Linked DNA regions of Homo sapiens: region 1 is linked to region 2. The links are chromatin contacts, found by Hi-C or POLR2A ChIA-PET in ENCODE. All regions are on one chromosome and are shown on one strand. The core of a region is the stretch at or near the end of the contact, and the rest is flanking DNA. Distances in the headings are between cores, read along the strand shown. Region 1 overlaps FNBP1L (formin binding protein 1 like). Region 2 overlaps FNBP1L (formin binding protein 1 like).

Region 1 (2,700 bases), core at 29-2,528, 47 kb after region 2:
GTAGCTACAGTTTCCAAGAAGAAAAATAGTAGTTGGATAATTTAGTAAAATAATAACATCATTTTCATTTTCTTACCTATTCTTAACTTTGGTTTCCTAAAGGAAGAAAATGAGCAGGTAGCACATAATCTATTTAAGTAGATTTAAAGAGAGTTTCAAAATAAATCTCCTGGTCTAGCTCTTAGGTGAATAAAATAGATTTTGTTTGAGACCTCAAAATATTTTGAGGTTAGCTGGTAATTTTCAATAATTTACAAGCTTCCTTCCAAACTAATCTCATACTTTTGTATGTTTCATCTTGAAAATATCTTTTGGGAAATACCACTTTAGTGATTATTTAGCATTTAGCAGTTACACATAGGAAAATACACAGTTACATAGAAAAATACACATTTGAAGATAGAGGAAACCTTGAATGGAGGGGAAGTGTTGACAAATTTTAATTTTTAAAGGAGAAACTTTTTGACTATCTGGGTTAGAGGAAGATATGTGTACCGCCTTTAGGGCATTTTGTTATTTCCGCTGAATCATTAGTTATTAGGATAGATAAATTTTTCCAATTAGTTTCAGCAAGCGTTGTTGGAAACACTGTGCAGTCAAGGATTGTGCAGTGCTGGTTGTGTGACCACACCCTGAGTCAGTGGTGTGGGGAAGTAAAGTGTGAAGAAGCAGTAAGATTGGTTTTTAATTTTGCCCATGTTTTAAATTTTCCTGGTGTTTTCGGTAGCTGACTATAAAATGATAGAGACATTTGGGACAGGCACTTTAAACTGAACACCCCTTTTGGTTTTACCAAAGGTCTTCAGTAATTGTTCTTTTCTTTTTCCTCCTGGACTGCAGGTTCCTGAAGAGGGTTTCTGAGGAAATGGGCAAGATGTTGAAGGAGGTTACATGCAGCTGCTTTTGGGGGAGGGTATTAGAGTTGTCAGGCTCAAAGAGAGTGAGAGAAGCAAGTTGCATGAGTGCATGCAGACATGATTTTTTTTTTACTAACTTCATTAGCATTTCCATACATTGTTTTTAAAAATCATAATACCAACCCTTAAGTTCCTAGTTCACAGTTATTCCCACAAAAGAAAAAGCCAACAATAGTGTACCATTTTTCTATTTATTTTATTGCTGTCTAATCAATAAAGAATGCAGAGCTGTCAAAAAATGTGTCTTACATTAGCTGTCCCAACAGGATTGTCTTCCCTCCCAGCTCTGTTTTAATTGGCTTTTAGACCCACTATCTGTCAGATCCTTGCCATCTGTCAGTGTCTGCCTGCGCCACCTCCGTGCTTGCTTAACATCCTGTTGCATGTCTAGCGTGATTGAGCTAGATTTTTCAGGCATGTCTTTAGATTCCCTTGTTCTTGTCAAAGCCTTGTTTTGTTTTACATTTGTAGTGCAAATCACTTTGTCAAACATCTCCAGCACTAATGTTTCCATCTTAGTATTTGTGCACACTGCTATAACTTCCCCACTGCAAACATTCCAGTTTTGGCATTACGAAGAAGTAGCTGTGAACCTGAAGTATTTATGATAAGAAAAAGAAAACATCTCTGCTGTAGCCTACAGCCCAGTTGAAAGAACTCTTTGAAACGTGATACATCTTCAGCACCTCAGTCTGGGAAGAATCTAGTCAGCACTGAAATCCTGGCATAATAAACACAGAAGATATTCACCACCTCAAGACAAAGGACTATTGTCAAAAGTCAGCTGCTTCCATTCAAATGCTGCCTTAAACTTGAGTGCCTAAATCTGTTGATTGCCAACACTACCACTACAGTATCCCACAAAGGGCTTTATGTGTCAGCTCAGTGCGACCTGCTTTAACTCTGCAGCACCGCTGCAGCTGCCGATGTAGCCTCGGTAGGTGGCTATTAGAGCTCTACCATATACAGTGGTGCATCTTCAAATTTATGCATCAAACTAAAGACATGTCCAAGTCCATTTTAATTTCCTCAGTGGTTTTATGAGAAGTTTTATGGGCCTCCCCCAATTGTCTTTTTATTTTGGGTTATGACGATCATGTTTGATAATTACAATGATAGTCTCTTTCCACGTGATGCTTTTGTTTGAACCTGATAAAATTTAGTGAAACTTTGTAATGATCTATGTGCACTTTTACTTGTAAAATGGAATTTCTGTATGTTTATACTTGTAAATATGATTGTTGTTAGTGCTCCTGTTGCTCATGGTGTCCTGCCTCGCATTTGTGATTCTGTTAATGACATGTATCTTAACTAATTTCTTAGTGGTGTTGTAATAGGGAGATGGGGCAGGTGGGGGGTTATTTGTACCACTGAATCTTCATTAATTTGGTTCTTTACTGTTTTGAGGGGAGAAAGAACGTGAAATGGTTTGTGTATTATTGAATTTTAAGCAATATTTTAGAAGCTGTGTGACTGCTTTAATAACTTTTTCCCAGTGTTATTTGAATCATACTACCCGTTATACTAAAGCTGAATGACAATTGTGTGAAAGTTACTGCCTTCATAAGATCAAGTCACCACTGTTACACAGCTGACATATAGTGTATTACCTTTGCAGCTAGTAAACTATAAAGTTTAGATATTGAATCTCGTTACAGGGTTATTTATATAATGTGACATTATTCAGTACTGACAGACTACATGAAGTAGTTTTAAAATCTAGTGCTATTTTTATTTTAAAGGTTAGCAATGAGGAGGAAATGTGATCTGGCTGTGTTTGTCT
Region 2 (2,700 bases), core at 61-2,560:
AGAGATTATATTATGTGCATTTCTCTACCCCATACCAAGCCTACCTGGTACCTCTGGAACTGGGTGATTAAATTTAAGTTGAATGAATAAATAATTAAATAATCTGTGTTTCAGTTTAGTTTAGAAATTAGGATTTCTGACCACATGCTGAACCTTTGACTACATAGCAGCTTTCTATTAATACTGGAGTTTGGTGTCGTGTACATCATTGTGATGTGGTCATTAAGTTGGTGTTGTGTACATCATTGTGTCTGCTAAGAACAGTCCTAAATATTTCGGGTAGGCTTAGATACAGAGCAATCCAAATATAGCTAGTCTGTAAGAAGTGCCTTTCACCTCCCGCCATGAGTCTGAAGCCTCCCCAGCCATGTGGAACTATAATTCCAATTAAACCTCTTTTTCCTCCCTGTCTCGGGTATGTCTTTATCAGCAGCGTGAAAACGAACTAATACATAGTCTCTATCTCATTTTACTTTTCTCATACCTCTTTATCAGAATTTGGTTTCTGTGTCACTCTTTTGTCCGGCTGAAAGATTTTGCATTCTCACCAGCAATACACAAAGCTTCCAGTTAGTCCACATCCTTGTTGTTTTGCAAGTAGCCACCCTAATCGGTGTGAGTTGTTATCTCCCTGTGGTTCTGACTTGCATTTCCCTGACCATTTGTGTATCTTTGGAGAAATGTCTATTCAAGTCAGTTTTTAAAATTGAGTTACTTGTTTTTTTGTTGTAGAGTTTTAGGAGTTCTTTGTATATTCTGGATATTAACCCCTTGCCAGATATATGATTTGCACATTCTTTCTCCCATTCTATAGGTTGCCTTTTCATTCTCTTGATTGTGTCCTTCTATGCATTGAAGTTTTAAATTTTGATGTAGTTTATCTATTTTTATTTTTTTTGCCTTTTTGTGTCATATCCAAGAAATCATTGCAAAATCCAGTATCACAAAGATTTTCTCCTATGTTTTCTTCTCAGTTTCATAGTTTTAGGTCTTTGATGCATCTTGAGTTAATATTTGTATGTGTTAAAAGGGTCCAGCTTCATTCTTTTTTTTTTTTTTTTTTGAGACAGAGTCTCACTCTTGTCGCCCAGCCTGGAGTGCAGTGGCGCGATCTTGGCTCACTGCAACTTCCGTCTCCTGGGTTCAAGCTGTTTGAAATGTTTGTTCCTCGGAGCCGTAAAGAAATAGCACTTGAACATAAATTTATTTAGTAAGGCCATTTTTACTTCCTGCAGAAAGGGTACACTCGTGCCACAAGAGTACACCGAACAAAGGAGACAGGGTCATTTATAACCTGAGGCATCCACCCTACTGCTGTGTCCAGTTTCCATTGGCTGGAACGGGACCTCACCCCGATTGGCTAGCAACTTAGAACTTTGTAAAAAGAGGCCAAGGTAGAGGGGAACAAAGGAAGGAGGAAGTAACTTGTGGAATGTTGAGAAAGGTAAAAACACTTTTAAATAAGGAAGAGGAACAGGCTATGACCTAATGCTTGCTTGGACCAGTATAAGCACGCTAGGGTAAATATTTAGGCTAAATTGTGGGAGCTAAGAGCATAAAGTAATGTTGATTTCCTTATTACGGCTAGCAGATATTTAAGAATGTTAGCACAGGTCTTTAAATAAATTTTGCTTCTAAGAGAAGCTACTATTTATTCCTAATTAGATGGGGAGGAAAGTCTTTGAAGAGGAACCTCTACTTTACTTTTTACAAAATGATTCTCCTGCCTCAGCCTCCTGAGTAGCTGGCACTACAGGCACCTGCCACCACGCCCAGCTAATTTTTGTATTTTTAGTAGAGACGGGGTTTTACCATATTGACCAGGCTGGTCTCGGACTCCTGACCTTGTGATCCACCCGTCTTGGCCTCCCAAAGTGCTGGGATTACAGGCGTGAGCCACCATGCCTGGCCCAGCTTCATTCTTTTGCAATGGATACCTTTTATGTTTAATTTTTTTACTATAAGAGAGAAGATTCGTGGCCGAAAGTGATGGAACTCCAGCTTGAGCTAATTTAAGTATAATGAGAAATTTATTTACAATATAAATTTATTGATTTATTGATTTTAATTTTTTATTGAGTTCAAGAAGTGGAATAGTCATACTGCTAGAAGGCTTGGTCTACAGCTAGGTCACAGAAAAAAATAAGGACAGTATCTGAAACACCGCCAAAGCCCTTTGTCTTTTCTTCTTCTTCTTCTTTTGGTGGGTTGGTGGCTTTATTCTTTTAGTGCAGACTGGCTTTCTCCATGTGGCAGGAAATACAGTCATCAACAGTGCCAGTTTTATGTCTTAGAGATTCAGCTCCCATACTGGCCTCAAAGCTGTGTCAGATCCAAAGTCTTACAACTTTCAGAAAGGGATCTCGTTGGCCCAGCTATTTTGTTTTCTATCGTTGGGTCACTTAACTGAGCCCACAAATTTGGGCCATATGTGTTAATCTGGCAGCTCTTAAGTAAGTTAAGAAAAGGGGTACTAGTCAGTGAGTCTCAGGTCTCTAATATTACCCTTTGCTGGAAGAAATGGTATGATTTATATTCCATTTTATAAATAGGATATTGATCACCTCTTAAACAGTGATTAGAACTCAGCCTCTCAAATATTGAAAGGTTGAAAATGTATAGAGGTGATTCTCAGTCTTTTAAGATTTTTGAGATAGTTCACATTCTGGCACTTAGCTGCAAAATGTTTTAATAGAAGTG

What was found. A loop is a pair of places that touch in the nucleus more often than their neighbours do. ChIA-PET counts read pairs that join two places held with the same protein, here RNA polymerase II (POLR2A). Pooled maps may share reads with other maps.
Region 1: a loop to region 2 is called in a map of PC-3, with 2.4 times the contacts of the local background. The contact joins two enhancer-like sites. A Hi-C loop is called at or near these places in 4 of 168 maps with a recorded cell type or tissue (IMR-90, K562, PC-3 and 1 more) and 1 of 50 pooled maps. POLR2A ChIA-PET finds 5 or more read pairs at or near these places in 2 of 52 experiments (BJ and HEK293).

What each region holds. Positions count from the first base shown.
Region 1 is chr1:93,551,569-93,554,268 of GRCh38, forward strand. It overlaps FNBP1L (formin binding protein 1 like), which reads left to right. Exons shown (of 17, transcript NM_001164473.3): 17 at 841-2,700. The coding sequence ends at 848. Among named protein-coding and RNA genes, the nearest start is that of TRC-GCA7-1, 37 kb to the left of the region's middle. RefSeq lists a silencer at 1,104-1,398 and an enhancer at 1,446-1,974. Within about 2 kb of position 1,279, at least 7 of the 41 ENCODE cell types and tissues checked have a DNase peak (open chromatin) inside an H3K27ac peak, as active enhancers do.
Region 2 is chr1:93,504,066-93,506,765 of GRCh38, forward strand. The region is part of intron 2 of FNBP1L (formin binding protein 1 like); the gene reads left to right. Among named protein-coding and RNA genes, the nearest start is that of TRC-GCA7-1, 11 kb to the right of the region's middle. Within about 2 kb of position 1,311, at least 2 of the 41 ENCODE cell types and tissues checked have a DNase peak (open chromatin) inside an H3K27ac peak, as active enhancers do.